Regions from separate parts of the Homo sapiens genome. Here region 1 is linked to region 2. A link is an interaction called in ENCODE POLR2A ChIA-PET data of the cell type or tissue named here. Cell type or tissue: OCI-LY7. All regions are shown on one strand. Links, peaks and the distances in the headings refer to the core of each region. The heading gives the core; the rest is flanking DNA.

What was found. Peaks named below come from ENCODE experiments on the same cell type or tissue, not always from the same donor. Only the 100,000 strongest peaks of a DNase experiment are listed, where the experiment ranks them.
Region 1: POLR2A ChIA-PET joins it to region 2 with 8 read pairs; 3 of 35 experiments call an interaction of 5 or more read pairs at or near these places.

The regions. Positions count from the first base shown.
Region 1 is chr17:77,308,221-77,316,544 of GRCh38, forward strand. All of the region lies in intron 2 of SEPTIN9 (septin 9), which reads left to right. Among named protein-coding and RNA genes, the nearest start is that of SEPTIN9-DT, 30 kb to the left of the region's middle. RefSeq lists enhancers at 416-960, 1,841-2,342, 6,133-6,968. In OCI-LY7, for the core only: no CTCF peak of the experiment used is centred there; DNase peaks (open chromatin) are centred at 3,211, 3,581 and 7,441.
Region 2 is chr17:77,533,083-77,541,406 of GRCh38, forward strand. It overlaps LOC400622 (a long non-coding RNA gene), which reads left to right. Exons shown (of 3, transcript NR_148967.1): 2 at 1,373-1,605; 3 at 3,158-3,516. Among named protein-coding and RNA genes, the nearest start is that of MIR4316, 140 kb to the left of the region's middle. RefSeq lists enhancers at 1,977-2,478, 2,479-2,978. In OCI-LY7, for the core only: no CTCF peak of the experiment used is centred there; no DNase peak of the experiment used is centred there.

The DNA of each region.
Region 1 (8,324 bases), core at 84-8,083, 220 kb before region 2:
AGGGACTGTGCCTTCATGAATTAGCCATTCTAGAGGAGACAAAGTTACCAAAGGACACGGACCCGGAGTCAAATCCACACAAATAGAGCGCCTGTGGACCAGGGCTGCCTTCAGAACAAGGTGAGACAGCCGTCCTGCCAGGACAAGGCGCCTACGGGGGCAAGGGCATGTGCCCATCTGGAGCCGCCACCTCCATGCTCTAGACCAGCTCCGTCTAATAGAACCTTCTGTGATGGTGGGTCTGTTCTATACATCTGCACTCCGCCATCCTGTATGGTAGCCGCTTAGCCGCCTGGGTCTATTGCACACTCAAAGTATAAATGTTTACGTTTACTTTATTCACTCATTTACTTGCATAGAATTATTTATTTATTTTAAATGGATTTCCACTTATATCTACGTGTGGCTAGTGGCTATGAAACTGAACAGTTCCAGACCACACTGGCACCTGAGACCTCAGAATTCTAGACCCAAAGCCTGCTTCTGATCCTGAGCTTGCTTCTGTGGGGACAGCACAGACGCCTCCTAAGTCTGCCTTCCAGAGGTGGATGCAGTGCCCGTGGACTGTGCACCACCAGGCCTGGACAGTGGAGAGGGTGGCTTTTTACAGGGAGTGGGAGTGGAGGGGATGCCGTGTCCACATTGAGTGCATGTGAGGCCCCTTGCAGTACAGGATGGGACTGTATGTGGGAAGAGGGGGGTGATGCTCTGGCTGGAGGCCCCTGGGCAGCTGCATGATTCAGCGCTGTGGTTAAGAGGGGCTCCGCCCATCGCAGTCATGTTGGGCACTAACCACTGGACAGCCCAGCCGCTGCTGTGTTTCTGGGGAGCTTTTCTCCGGCTCCGCATCTGATCTGCCTCTCCATCTCCTTCCCTCTCATTGGCCAGCTTCTGGTGGAATGGGTGGGGAGGGTCCCCCAGTTCTTGTGGGGGTTGCATCTTGGGAACCTGGCACCCTGGGCTGCATGGACACAGCCTCCCCCGGCGGTTGCTTCCCTCTGCTCAGACTGGCTGGTTCTGTGCTGTCAGCACTTGGCAGCCACGATCACAGCTCAGCTTGGAAGCCTAAGGCATAATTTGCTGAATCCCAAAGCTGCAAGCTGGTGATCTGGGTTTGCGTGGGACTGCCTGCTGACACACGGGGTCCTCCCTCTGTGGGCCTCTGTGGGCTCTGGCCCGAGACACCCTTTCCTCATCTTCTTGGCTTCTTTCTTTCTCCCTGCCTCCCTTTTGCTAAGACCCTGGTCCAGGCAGGAGTTCATTCCTAGACGCCCCAGCATCTCCGGCCTCCCCATTTGACACTCCCCAGACGACTGTCTGCCATCCCATCCTCCCAGCCCAGCTTCTCTGTAGATCCACATCTGGCCAATCTCCTATGTCTGGGACTCTTGCCCTCCCCAGAAGGACGAAGGCTCTTCTCGAGGTTGTGTTTGGGACTGGGCCAGGGATGACATTTCTGGCAAAAGCTTAAATGACACCATGATCAACGCTTTGGTCAGCTCACACACTTTCTTTCCTTTTAAAAAAAAAATGGAATTCTTAGAGCTACAAAACAAAAATGTAAAGAATAAGGTAATAAAACACCTGTGTACTCACCATCCCGCTTAAGAAGTGAGACATTGCAGGTGTAGCCGCAGCCCTGGGTGACCTTCTCCATCCTAGCCCCACTCCTGCTGCGGTGCCCGCCCCTCTGGATTGGGATCTGGCCCCGGGCAGGCACATCTGTGCTGGGCAGTGGTGTGTCTGAGAAGCCTAGGTCTCCTTTTTTTTTTTTTTGAGATAGAGTCTCGCTCTATCGCCCAGGCTGGAGTGCAGTGGCACCATCTCGGCTCACTGCAACCTCTGCCTCCTGGGTTCAAGCGATTCTTCTGCCTCAGCCTCCTCAGTAGCCAGGATTACAGGCACCCGCCACCATGTCTGGCTAATTTTTTTTGTATTTTTAGTAGACACAGGGTTTCACCATGTTGGTCAGGCTGGTCTCATACCCCTGACCTCAGGTGATCCACCTGCCTTGGCCTCCCAAAGTGCTGGGATTATAGGTGTGAGCCACCGCATCCGGCCTGGTCTCCTCTTGCATACGGTCATCAGCATCGTGTGACTGAGCAGCCTAGGTCTGTCTCCTCTTGAATGCCGTCATCAGCATCACATCCTTGGTGCCTCACTGGAGTCAGTGGCTGCCCTGCCTGTGCCCACAACGTGACGGCGTGGAGACTTATCCGTGTAGATCCACGAAGCCTTGGTTCACTTATTTTGGCAGCTAGCGAGTGTTCCTCTGTGTGGGGAGGCAGAGTTTGCCCGTCCCGTGGCCCACTGGTGACATCGCCGAAGGTCTTCTCTGTTACTAGTGCTGCCGGGAACGTGTGTTTCCCCAGGTGGATTTGGCTGGGCTGTGGAGATGCGCTTCTCAGCCCTTCTAGATGTTACCACCACGCCCTCCCGAGTGGCCTTCTGGTAGGCTCTCCCATGTTCGCTCATTTTCTGTGCCTCAGGCAGCCGCCTCTCTGACTGAGCGTCCAGCGGACTTTTGCCCTGTTTCCCACGGTGCACGGAGCATTTCATCTCAGTGGTGCCTGAGCTTCCCTCCCTCTGGCCCTCAGACCCCGGCTGGGATCCTTGGAGCCAACTCCTCTGCCTGACATCCCGTGTCGCTAGGTCCTGCTCTTCCATCTTCCAATACCTCTGGGGTGTGTGGCCTTTTCCCCAGTGCCCCCATCATCCCTTCTGTCCTAGGTTGAACCGTGTCCCCCACAAACTCATGTCCACCAAAAACCTCAGAATGTGACCTGGGAGTTGGAGATGGGGTCTTTGCAGATGTAAGTAGTTAAGGATCTTGAGATGAGGTCATTCTGGATTAGGGTGGGCCCTAAATCCAACAACTGGTGTCCTTAAAAGAAGCAGAGAGGCCACAGACACACCGGGGAGAGCCACGTGAAGGCAGGAGCAGATGATGGAGTGACGCAGCCCCAGGCCAGGGAGCGTCTGGGAAGAGGCAAGGAAGGACCCCCCCCCCACCCCACCCCAGAGCCTCCCTAGGGAGTGTGGCCTTGCTGACACCTTGATTTTGGACCTCTGGCCTCCAGCATGGGAGAGAACCCGCTTCCATTTTTTCAAGCCCCACAGCTGTGGTCCATTATGGCAGCCACAGGACACTGATGCACCTCCCACCTGGCCGCTGTGGATGGACGACCCCGCCCGCAGGAAGTCTCCCTCAAGCACTGCAGGTGTCTCTGCCCTCACAGGGGACGCCTGCACAAGTAGGTGTGAAAAAAGGGCCCTGTGGGGGCAAGGCCTGGGCTGGTGCTCGCTGCCTCCCTTCATCCTATGCTAGTTCCCATGCCTCTTCCGGCAGGAGTGCCTGGCTCCACCTGGTGAATCAGAGCCAAACTCTCCTGACAATTGGCTGTCACTTATTTAACTGCCACCATCCCCAGGAGACAGAAAATGCCAGAAGGGTGGGGCCTGTGCAGTGCCTCCTCGCTATTTCCCCAGGGCACCGTGCCACGTTGCCTCAATGCACAGAGTAGCTGCTCAAAGTGTGTCGGACGAACAGGTGCCCCATGCCCAGCCATGCAGACAAAAGTGTGCCACGTGGAGGGAGCTGGTCGTGGAAGAGACCACCAGCATCTTGGCTGCCCGAGGACCTTGCCCCTGGGCTCTTGCAGGCACCCCTAGTTCATTACTTCCTCTCTCACCCATAGCTACCCACTCTTCCTCTATTTCTCTGATATCAGCCTTGCCACCCACCCAGGTTTGCAAGCAGGAAATCTCAGAGTTGACCTTGACCTCTGCCTCCCCAGCACCCCCAGGTCTCAACAGGCTGCCAAGATCTCATCAACTCGCCCTCTGCATACTGACCCTTGGACAGGCTGCCCCGGTCACGGTCATGTCTTGGTTGGGCCTCCATCATCCCTCCTTGGACCAGCAGGTGCCATCCTCCCCACCCCTGCCCTGCTGTGGCTCCTTCCCCTCCACGGCCAACATTTAGAGGACGATTACCACTTCCCTCCCTGTGTGCTGGGGACCGGGTGATAGGATCCCTCCACCCGATCATTTCCATTAGACCTGGGCCGGGTCTTCTTACTCATAGAGCCCTTAGTTTCCGCCCCCAAAGCCTCGAGGGTGGATTCGTGCTGCCGCCCAGCCTGGCCCTGATACCGCTTTCCAGCCTGGAGCCCCCTGCTTCTGCGCTCCTGGCTCTGAGTGCTCGGGCCCCCCCTGGATGGGTTGCCACTTGTCCTCTGGAAAGCAGGGCTTCCATGCTCCTGGACCTCCTAGCTGACTCAGTGACTTTGGGCCATCTTGTCACACCCCTTCTATCAGCTTGGCCTTGGTTATTTCTGTGTCCTCCATAGCCTCGGACCAGAGCCACGGCGGGATGCTTTCCTGGTGCGTGGCAGGCAGTCAGGAAATATTGCTGGACTGACCTTGATAGGAGATGCTTGGGAGAATTGCCCAAAAAACTAGCTTAAAATGCAAATATTGGCCTTCTTTTGCGTTGGCTAAAGAGTAGCATTTCTCCGTTTGCCTCCCGGGTAAGAAATTGATGGCGAATGCAATGTCTCTAGGGAGGAGAAGAAGGTGACAAAAAGGGTCTGTATAACGGGGCACACGCTAGGCATTTGTGACTATTTAAGTTTAAATTATAACATAAATGCGAAACTCTTTGCCTTGGTAGCCCTTCCACATTGCAAGCGTTCACTGCCACATGTGGCTGCCATATTGACTACGGCAGATACAGAACATTGACATCATTGCGGAGAGTTCTATGGGGGGGCGCTGGTTTAGATCATCTTCACGTTGGATCCACAAATTCATTGTTTATCCAGTGAACGGTTACTGGGCACCTACTGAGCAAGCAGGATGAAAGACACCCGCTCTCGGGGGAGTCTTCCGTTGGCTGCAGAGAAGCTTAAACTCAGGGGACCTGGGGCAAACTCTGCAAGGGCCCTTGGCCTCTGCACCCCCAGACCTCCCTCGCTCTGCAGGGGCAGTCGGGGGCCCCCTCTAGGAATGGAGCGCCAGCTCCAGCTCCTGTCAGGCTACAGCCCAGATGGTTGGCTGAGCACGAGCATGTGAGAGTGGAATTGGGCCCAACCGGGCTGCTTCTCCCCGTTGTCTTGGTTTCCTTCCACGCTGACCTGGAAGGACTCCTAAAGCAACAGGCCTGCCCAGGCGGTTTGCACCAGTAAACCCTGCAGCGGCCCCAAGGGCAGAGATAGCTGGATTGTATTTATTTAGGAACAGCCAAAGTCTGAGGCACAATAAAAAGTGGAGAAAGATTCCAGAGAGGAATGCAGCTGGCCTCAGCCTGGGAATCCGTCTTGCTTGGGAGGCTGTAGGCGGGCCAGGCTGGGGCCAGCCTGGAGGGTCTTGGCTGGCTCTGCTGGCAGGTACAGTAGCAGGGTCAGCAGGAGGGAGTCCAGGACGGAGCTCCTTCATTTTTAATTCAGGGAAGCAAACTTCAGTGGTTGAGTCTGAGGATGAGCAGGAAATGAATGGAAAAGTCTTTTTTTTTTCTTTTTTCTTTCTAGGCAGGGTCTTTCTCTGTCCCCCAGGCTGGAGTGCAGTGGCACAATTATAGCTCACTGCAGCCTCAACCTGCCAGGCTCAAGGGATCCTCCTGCCTTAGCCTCCTAAGTAGCTGGGACTACAGTTGTGCGCCACCATGACTGGCTAATTCTTAAAAGAAATGTTTTCAGGCTAGGCATGGTGACCCATGCCTGTAATCCCAGTACTTTTGGAGCCGAGGTGGGAGGATCACTTGAGCTCAGGTGCTCCAGACCAGCCTGGGCAACATGACGAGACCCCGTCTTGACTAAAAATACAAAAAGTTAGCTGGGCGTGGTGGTACAGCCCTGTAGTTCCAGCTACCCGGGAAGCTGAGGCTGCAGTGAGTTGTGATCACGTCACTGTCCTCCAGCCTGGGCAAAGGGAGTAAGGCCCTGTTTCAAAAAAAAAAATTTTTTTTTTTTTTGAGGTGGAGTCTTGCTCTGTTGCCCAGGCTGGAGTGCAGTGGCATGATCTTGGCTCACTGCAATCTCTGCCTCCCAGGTTCAAGTGATTCTCCTGCCTCAGCCTCCCAAGTAGCTGGGATTACAGGCATGAGCCACTGTGCCTGGACTTTTTTTTTTTTTTTTTTTTTTTGTAGAGATGGGATTTCTCTATGTTGCCCAGGCTGGTCTTGAACTCTTGGCCTCAAGTGATCCTCCCACTTTGGCCTCCCAAAGTGTTGGAATTACAGGTGTGAGCCACCACACCCAGCAGGAAAAGTCACTTTTTAAAGCGAGAGGTTGTGCGTCCTCTATAGCTTGGCGCTCATCAGCATGGAGGATTTACTGGAACGTGTGTTAGGTGAGGGGACATGGAAGATGGCAGCAAATCCGAGCCCAGAGCATCAGAAAGCATGCTTTCAGCCAAAGATGCGTTCTCTCCACCTCCGCGCAGCACCCTTCCCCAGTGTGTACTCCTGGAGCAAGGTGGGGCCGATCCTACGAAGACCCTTTCCCGAAGGCCCCTGCTGCCCACATCAGTGTCACCTGGACCGCCTGCTCCCTTTTCTGGATGGCTGGACCAGCCCCAGGGCCTCCTGGCCTGGTGTGGGGAGCACAGTCCACCCTGGGGAATGCCTGGTATGTGTCCCCTCCCCACTGGGTACCAGGGGATGAAGCTGTGCTTCGTGGAAGGGGACAGAGGCGCTGGTGCCCAGGATGGTGCACCTGGGGCGGCTGAACTGGACCTGGCTCCTACTGGGCCCCTGTGGAGCCCAGATTGTTGTGAGAAGGGGTGGGGAAAGGCAGGTGATCCGCACCTTTCACTTTTGTTTCACATGGGAACAGGGGCTTATCCTGCACACATATTCAGTTTGGAGTATGAATTTCCATGAAGAGGAAAATCTCTATTAGGCTCTGATGTCAGGATTGTCCGTGAGGGCCGGGCCGTGTTCTGGGGCAAGGACAGGAGTGGAGGGGGCAACCAGGGAAGGCTTCCTAATGGAGGAGGCATTTGATAGCATCTTGAAAAAGAAGCAGTTCCTAGGCCAAGCCAGAGACTGAAGAATGACCACCTAACTTCTTTTTTTTTTTTTTGAGATGGAATCTCGCGCTGTCGCCCAGGCTGGAGTGCAGTGGCGTGATCTAGGCTCACTGCAACCTCCACCTCCCAGGTTCAAGCAATTCTCCTGCCTCAGCCTTCTGAATAGCTGGGATTACAGGCATGCGCCACCATGCCCAGCTAATTTTTGTATTTTTAGTAGAGACGGGGTTTCACCATGTTGGTCAGGCTGGTCTGGAACCCCTGACCTTGTGATCCACCTGCCTCGGCCTCCCAAAGTGCTGGGATTACAGGCATGAGCCACTGCACCCGGCCACGACCACCTAACTTCTTTCTACAAGATGCCCCCTGGCTGACGCAAAGCAGGTTGAGTGAGTGTGACACTTCCTTCCTGTCTGTGGGTTCCGGCCTTTCCAGAGCCCGGCCAGTGCTATTGGAGACAAAGTGGCCTTCGCTCTTCCTTCCCGCCCTGCCAGGCCCAGCCTGTGCCGCTGAGCCCCACTTTGCAATTAAGAGGAGCTGTGAACCAGTGATGCTGATGTCGCAGAAAAGTGGCCAGGGGTCTATGGGGGGTGAAGGACAGGGATGCCGCCCTGAGAACTGTCTGGAAGGGGCTTTTGGGTAACAGTGCCCACTCCAGGGTGTGGGCAGGCTGGGGTGGCTGGGAGCTGGGCTCATAGGCTGGCACAACCAGAGTTTCCCAAAGCCGTGGGCCTGAGGGCCCTGCCTTCCTGGGACAGCAACCTTTGGTCCAATTTGGGAAAAGGTGGGTTAAACCAAGCCCGGCTCCCTCACTGTAGGATTACTCAGTGCGTTTAGTATGCAAATGTGCCTCTGAATCTAAGACAGGACCACAGAAACCTCTTCAGTGTTCCTCTGGAGGGAGGGACCGCGGGGGATCCACCGCAGGGGCCTGGGTCTGCACTGGCCTGGTGAAGTGCCCCCTTAGTGCTTACACCATGCGCGGTGAGAGGTTGGCCCTCGCCTCCCCCACCCTCTGCTGGCCTTACCTCACCACCTCTGCACTCGCCTCCCAGCCGGCTCATGACTAACTCCTGCCTCTTCAGAGCCAATCGGTGCTGCCAGGTTTTCCATTTCAAGTGATCCCCCGCCTGGGCCAAAATGTTTGGATTTTCAGGCACGGAGGGGAGATGGACCTCAGGCCAAACCATGCTGGGTAAAACTGAGGGTCAAGGCTGTGCTCAGCAAGTGCTCCAGCCCTGGCCGTCAAACCCATAGTGTGCACAGCGTGCAGGAGGTGGCTGGGTGAATGA
Region 2 (8,324 bases), core at 166-8,165:
CCTCCCTGGTTTAAGTGATTCTCTGGCCTCAGCCTCCCGAGTAGCTGGGACTACAGGCATGCACCACCACATCCGGCTAATGTTTGTATTTTTAGCAGAGATGGGGTTTCACCATATTGGCCAGGCTGGTCTTGAACTCAAGATGATTCGCCCAACACAGCCTCTCAAAGTGCTGGGATTACAGGTATGAGCTGCTGCACCCAGCCCCGCCTGCATTTTAAATGGCTGCAGCCACACACAACATGCTTTCCTCCTTTGCAAGCTCAGCTGGGGGGGTGGGTAAGGGAGGGGCTCAGGGGCGGTGCTGTTGGTTCTTTTTACCTGGGTTTTCTCACGCAGAGTAATTGTGAGAAGAACAGGGTTTCCTCTCCTGAACTCGGAGGAAACAGAAAAAAATTTCCTACTAGCAAAAGCAGGCAGAAAAGAAATTTTAGAAGTAAAAGAAGTTTTACTTCTTAATTAGACTTTTCAATTTATTTATTTATTTTTATTTATGTTGTGAGATGGAGTCACACTCTGTTGCCCAGGCTGGAGTGCAGTGGCACGATCTTGGCTCACTGAAACTTTCGCCTCCCAGGTTCAAGCAATTCTCCTGCCTCAGCCTCCTGAGTAGCTAGGATTACAGGTGCCTGCCACCATGCCCGGCTAATGTTTGTATTTTTAGTAGAGACGAGGGTTTCACCATGTTGGCCAGGCTGGTCTCAAACTCTTGACCTCAGGTGGTCCACCTGCCTCGGCCTCCCAAAGTGCTGGTATTACCCAGGAGGCTGAGGCAGAAGAATCGCTTGAACCTGGGAGGCGGAGGTTGTGGTGAGTGGAGTGGAGATTGCGCCACTGCACTCCAGGCACTCCAGCCTGGGCAACAAGAGTGAGACTCCATCTCAAAAAAAAAAAAAAAAAAAGACATGAAGCCAGACAATGGGCCCAAAATGCCAGGGATGATCTGAGGTCCTCAAAAAGGGTCCAGGAAATGCTATATATAAAGAGTCAGAGTTGTGTACCAAGAAACATACCCATCCACTGTGTGTATACCCTGCACTTCCTGGCCCTCCATGCTTGGGCATGGACGTGTGATATGGTTTGGCTGTGTCCCCACCCAAATCTCATCTTGAATTCCCATGTGTTATGGGAGGGACCCGGTGGGAGGTAATTGAATCATGGGGGTGGGATTTTCCCATGCTGTTTTCATGATAGTGAATAAGTATCGTGAGATCTGATGGTTTTATAAGGGGGAGTTTCCCTGCACAACCTCTCTCTTTGCCTGAGCCATCCATGTAAGACATGACTTGCTCCTCCTTGCCATCCACCATGACTGTGAGGCCTCCCCAGCCATGTGGAAGTATAAGTCCATCAAACCTCTTTTTCTTCCCAGTCTCCGGTATGTCATTATCAGCAGTGTGAAAATGGACTCACTCCCACCCTGTCTGGATCTGGACAAGAGCCCACCACCCCGTTGGCAGTAGTCAGGCAGCTCTGCTTCTAAGAACCTGCAGCTTTTGGAAGAAAGGCACCCTGTGGTTTCAGAAGCCCAAGAGTCCCTGCAGCTCAGCACCCCCAGCCTGGTGCTTGGCAGATGACTGCCTCCTCACTTAGCAGAGGGAGCAGGTGAGCATGTATGAAGGGCCGCTCTCAGATCCTTTCAAAGAGAAGGGTGTCATGCAGATGCCAACAGGTTGATCATCAGAACCAGAGGGTGCTTTAACATGCAGATTCCCGGGCTCTGCCAAGGTGATTCCCAAGGTGATTCCTGGGTAGGACTGCCAAGGTGAGGCCCGGGAAGCTGTTTCTAAAAGTTCCTCTTGTCTCTGATGCACAACTTGGGTGACAGCCACAGCTGATTGCCAGAAAGTTATGGCGGGAGGGGGAGATACTGACACCAAGCCTTGCCTGGGACCCACCCAAGAGGCGAAGTGCCTTTCTGGCTTGACAGTCTTGGAAGGAGGGGTCGGGACGTCTGGCCTGCATGGGAACCCTGGAGTTTCCATGCTTCTCTCATAGGACAAAGGCATGGAGTTGTTTTTTTTTGTTGTTTTTCTTGTTTTTTTTTTTTTGTTTTTTTGAGATGGAGTCTCACTCTGTCGCCCAGGCTGGAGTGCAGTGGCGGGATCTTGGCTCACTGCAAGCTCTGCCTCCAGGGTTCACGCCATTCTCCTGCCTCAGCCTCCCAAGTAGCTGGGACTACAAGCGTCCACCACCACGCCCAGCTAATTTTTTGTATTTTTAGTAGAGACGAGGTTTCACCAAGTTAGCCAGGATGGTCTCGATCTCCTGATCTCGTGATCCGCCCGCCTTGGCCTCCCAAAGTGCTGGGATTACAGGCATAAGCCACCGCGCCTGGCCAGGCATGGAGTTTTATCAGCAAAGAGTAAACCAAAATGTATTCTCTGAACACAAAACTGGCTGAGAGTGCCAGGCTGAAAGCCGTTGTGCTGGGAGCTGTGGGTGCTGACGTCATCCCCCTCCCTGCCCGATGGCTCCTCTTCCAGGGTCTGAACCAGACAGCCAGGAAAAGTGGCGTTCAGAGCGCTGGGCCTTCAAGGTGCCCTTGGTCTCTTCGGTAGAAAACAAGGAAGCAACGTCCTTGTGTAGGGGTACTGCTCTCCTCCTGGGAGGGGAGGAAATGAGACGCAGCCACGTGTGGTGTGGGGAGTGCAGTCCGGGCAGAGGGTGGTGGCTCCTCAAATACCCACCCTTGGTTTCCTGCATACCTAAGGGGGTGTGTGACTCAGGGGTCCTTCCTGTTGTCTATGGTGTCTTTACATTCACCACCTGAGGGGAAGTTTTAATTTGTAATAAATCTGTATTACGGTGGATGTCCAACTGCCCCAGTGGCTGTAAAAATTAATTCCTTATCCTAAACATTATTACATAGCTTTCGAAATGAATCGACTTGTGGTTGGGTTCTTGGTTTGGGCCATTATTTCCAATTAGTATAATCAGATAGCATCATCCGTAATACTTCCCCTCCTATCCCCAGCCCTCCCTGGGCCCCACACCCTGGTCTTGTCGGGAACTGGATTCGATGAAGTCATCAGAATTGTCAATGGCATACAGTGGGTGGAGACTGCCTGCTGATTCTGATGGCTGAGAAAGAGGTTTTCTTTCCATTCTCGAATAGTCAATTTTGCTCACTGTTGTTGTGGTTTGTTTCTTTCAGAAAACTGTGTATTCTTCAGAACATCATGATAACCTGGCACTCATGGGTCTATGGAGAGAATTCAGGGGGTCTGGGAGCTTGGATGGAATAAATTTGCATCTTTATTTTCAGGAAAGTTTTACTGAAGTTTAGCATTTTCTTTCATTATAAATGGAATCAGTATAACCCAATAGTATGAGCAGTTACTTCTCCGCAACATCAAAGTGGCTGCAGATATCTCAAAATAGTATTTACATTTATCATAACTTAGAAATTTGGGTGGTAATTAAACCAGCAACTATTCTTTGTTTAATGCATTAAGAAAGAAGTATGTATACTATCATATCTCAATTAAAAATATTTTAAGAACTGGATTTTAACTTTATTGGTTTCCTTTGTAACTCTCTGTATTTCATTTTAGGCATTTAAAAATATTATTTTGAGAAGGGCTTCCGCAGATGTCAGAGGTGTCCATGGCAGAGCCATGATTAAGATCCGCTGGTGTAGACTACAGCAGGTGTGTGCGTCTGAGGTTGGTATGGAAGTTGTGTTTGTGTTCAAATCCTAGTCTCCCATCTCATAGCTGCACAAGGTGTCCCCTGATCCATCACTTTATTATTATTATTATTATTTTTTCTTGGGATGGAGTCTTGCTCTGTCACCCAGGCTGGAGTGCAGTGGCACAATCTCAGCTCATTGCAACCTCTGCCTTCTGGGTTCAAGCAATTCTCCCTCAGCCTCCCGAGTAGCTGGGACTACAGGCATGAGCCACCATGCCTGGCTAATTTTTTTTTGTATTTTTAGTAGAGATGGGCTTTCACCATGTTGGCCAGGCTGGTCTCAAACTCCTGACCACAAGTGATCCACCTGCCTCAGCCTCCCAGAGTGCTAGGATTACAGGCATGAGCCACTGTGCCCGGCCTCATCACTTTAAAATAGGAATAATAGCCACCATACAAGGGTATTGGGAACGATTAAAAGTGTTAGTACTACAGGAATAATTCTAGGACCTAACCTCATACAGCTGCAGGAGCACTGAATGAGATAATCCATGAGGTTAGGTCCTAGCATTATTCCTGTTTTACAGATGGGGAAGTTGAGGTTTATTTCAAGTAAGTGCCCAAGGTCACATAGCTAGGAAGTGGTAGAACTAGGATTCGAGCCCCAGCCATTGGACAGCGGATCCCATCCCAGATCCTATATTGCCCTCCAAAAAGTCAAGCACCCCTGGGTCAGTGGAAGTTGCAATCTGGGTCATACAGAGTCTGGAGGCCAGTCTCCAATTTCTAGGCTCTTAGAGCCCTCATTTGACCTTGAGCTCTAACAAAGTGCTCACAAACATGTGCCAGTGACTTGCCACAATGAAGGACAGTTGTGTGGGTCTATGGTGGGGTGATGCGTTGCTTCTTACTGAATGTGAAATAAAGCTTAGGAACACTAGATCTGTGTGCTTCAGGAGTGGTGGGGATTGCCCTGGTTGAGTGACTGGAGCATTAAGTGAGATGGGATCTTTGGTGTCATCCTATGATGATGGTGACAGTGGCAGTGATGATGACGACAATCACTTTCTTCCTCCTCCTCTTCCTCTTCTTCTTCTGCTGCTCCTCCTCCTCCTCCTCCTTCTTCTCCTTCTTTTTTTTTTTGAGAACAAGTCTCTCTCTGTCACCCAGGCCGGAGTGCAGTGGCACAATGTCGGCTCACTGCAACCTCCACCTACCGGGTTCAAGCGATTCTTCCGCCTCAGCCTCCTGAGTAGCTGGGACTACAGGCGTCCGCCACCACGCCCAGCTAATCTTTGTATTTTTAGTAGAGACGGGTTTCACCATGTTGGCCAGGCTGGTCTCGAACTCCTGACCTCAGGTGATCCACCCGCCTCAGCCTTCCAAAGTGCTGGGATTACAGGTGTGAGCCACTGCGCCCGGCCGGCAATCACTTTCATGCAGCATGCCCTTTGGGTGCCTACCGTGTGTCGGGTCCTGATGCTGCCCTTGAGGAGCTGACAGTCGGGGAGAAAGGACCAGGAATGTGCTGTCTTACCCCATCACAAAACAAGAGAGAGAATAATGGGTGTCACAAGAGAGGTGCCAGCAGCAGGTGATGGGAGGTTGTCACAATGATAATGAGCTTTAGGTTCAGTGCAGACTTGGCTGGTGGGGCTGGCAAAACCACAGAGATTCAGAGCAGCTGGGGAGAGGCAGTGTACATTAATCTGAACGAATATTAATGTAAGATCTTAATAAAATTACATTTGTGTCTATTTATCTGGCTGTATGAGTTTCCCTAAATTTGGATGGGCATGTTTCAGATGGTTTGGCTTAAGACAGATGTTTTCCTTTTATATAATTCCTTTGTATCTGAGGTCATACTCTGTGAGATTTTGATCTTCAAAATTGGTCCAGACTTATTTTATGTCTCAGCATATGGACTATCTTGGTGAGGGCTCCACGTGCCTTTGTAAAGAACATGTATTCTGTAATCACGGGGTGTAGTGGACCTTAAATATCAATTAGGTCACAATAGTTGTTAGAATGCTCAATGTCCTTACTGATTTTTTGATTTTTTTTGTTTACTGACTCTGTCAGTTGCTGAAAGAAAGGTATTAAAATCTCCAACTGTAATTTTTGGATTTGTCTATTTCTCCTTTTAATTCTGACAGGTTTTGCTTTATTTATTTTGAAATTGTTATTAGATGCATATACATTTAAGATTGTTAGGATTTCCCAATAAACATATCCTTTCGTCATTATGCAGTCTCCCTCTATCTCTTTGGCAATACTCTTTGTCTTGAGCCTATTACAGTAACATAGCCACACCTGTTTTTTGCACTTATTGTTTGCCTGTCATACTTTTTTTTATCCTTTTATTTTTAGTCTGTCTGTGTCTTTATATTTAAAATATATCTCGGCCAGGCACGGTGGCTCACGCCTGTAATCCCAGCACTTTGGGAGGCCAAAGTGGGCAGATCATGAGGTCAGGAGATCGAGACCATCCTGGCTAACACGGTGAAACCTTGTCTCTACTGAAAATACAAAAAATTAGCCAGGCATGGTGGCGGGTGCCTGTATTCCCAGCTACTTGGGAGGCTGAGGCAGGAGAATGGCATGAACCCCAGAGGCAGAGCTTGCAGTGAGCCGAGATTGCGCCACTGCACTCCAGCCTGGGCGACAGAGCGAGACTCCGTCTCAAAAAACAAAACAAAACAAAAAATAAAATGTATCTCTTGGAGATGACACATAGCTGGATCTTGCAGTGTTATTCAGCCAGATTATCTCTGCCTTTTAAGTGGGATGTTCAGTGCATTTCTGTTAAGCGTGATTATAGATGTAGCTGGATTTAGATCTGCCATTATGACATTTGTTCTCTTTTTGTCCCTTCTGTTTTTTTTGTTTTGTTTTGTTTCCCTGTTTCTCTTTTCCTGACTTCTTTTAGGTTAATCATATTTTTTGGTATCCCCATTTTAATTAGTTTATTGGCATTTTAGCTGTACTTTTGCATTTTTAATAGCGGCTAACTTAGGGATTATAATATGTGATACTGTGATATAATAAACAATATATATTTGGACTTTGTTCCTGGTAGAAGAGCTTCTAAAACTTTTAGAGTTTCCTGAATGATAGGGGTGAGAGTCTTGTTAGCCTTAATAAGCCCCTTTCAACCATACCTGAGTTTCTGCTTAGGAGGTGAATCTTGGTGGGCCCCTCCTAGGTAGCAAGACAGGGTCTTGCCCTGTCCACCAAGCTGGAGTGCCGTGGTACAGTCTTGGCTCACTGCAGCCTCAACCTCCCAGGCTCAAGCAATTCTCCCGCCTCAGCCTCCAGAGTAGCTGGGACCACAGGTACATGCCACCATGCCCGGCTAATTTTAAAAAATATTTTTGTAGAGATGGGGGTCTGACTATGTTGCCCATGCTGGTCTTGAACTCCTGCCTCAAATGATCCTCCTGCCTTGGCCTCTCAAAGTGTTGGGATTACGAGCCCCCACACCCAGCCTCAAAGGTGTTTAAAGAACATCTACTTTGTGCTCAGTTTCCTCACTCCTCCATGGAAAGCCTGCAGTGGCTCTCCTTTGCCCTCAGGATACAGCCTGACTCCTTAATCTGGCTTGAAGGCTCATCCTTACCTGCAGGGCCAGGGCGGCTCCTCTCTTGCCCCTTCTGTTGTGTATTTTGCGCTCCAGTTTCTCCGAAGCACCAGGCTGGCTTTGCCATGAGCCATGTCCAATGGCTCCTTCCACCCGGACCCCTGTCCCCACTGCCATCAGCTGACTTTCCCTGTGGCACTCTGCTGACCTTTATTCACATCCTCAACACACCTGCCACCTTCTAGGTGTGGCACTTCCTGCTCCTCCAGATGGGCTTAAGTGGGCACAGCCAGAGCTCCCATGCCTCATCCTGGCAGTGACAACGTGTGGCACCTAAGGGAAGCCCTGACCCCAGTCCTGCCACCGCCTTGTTCTGGTGGGCTCTGTGAGGATGCACTGGATGAATTCACTAGTGCAGCAGTGCTTCGCCTTCCAGAGGGACCGTCGGAGCCAGCCCCGCGTTGCAGGGACCTGACGACCCTGAGGTCCAGCCTTCCCCGATGCCCAGCCCAGCTCAGTCCACTGTGTCCTCTTTGGCCTCTTCCCATCCTGGTTTCTCAGTCGTTCTCAGCCAAGCCACAGGACTGGAAGCTTTGTCGCTTTCTATAAGGACTTGCCTGTCAGGGGGAGTTAGTTCGAAAGGAACGGGGAGTGAAGACTCAATGTGAATTTCAGGTAAAAATCTCCGGGTCTGAGGAGACTGGGTCTGACAGCCAGTGCTGGCCTCGGGGACCCTGATGGAGACGTTCACACAGGTGCCCAACTGCAGGACGACCCTGCCGAGGAGGCACCTGCTGGGGCCAATTAGAATTCCTCGTTCTGGGCTGGGTTAATTTGCATAAACTCTGAGCCCCCAGGAAAAATCTTCCGCGAGGCCTCTTCCTCTTTGTTAATTGAAAAAGGCTCTTTGTCTGTCTTCAGCTGTCAGCTCACATGCGGCCTCCCCAGGCAAGCCTTTCCCAGCTCCTCAGACCAGGCAGGTCGCCCCTGCGGTCTCCGCGTCTCCTCCCCACACCTCAGCTCACCCACTCGGAATTATCTGTGAGTTTCCTTCCAGCTTCAGCGCCACAAGGACAGGGACCTTGTCTCTTCCTGTGGTGGTTGTTTC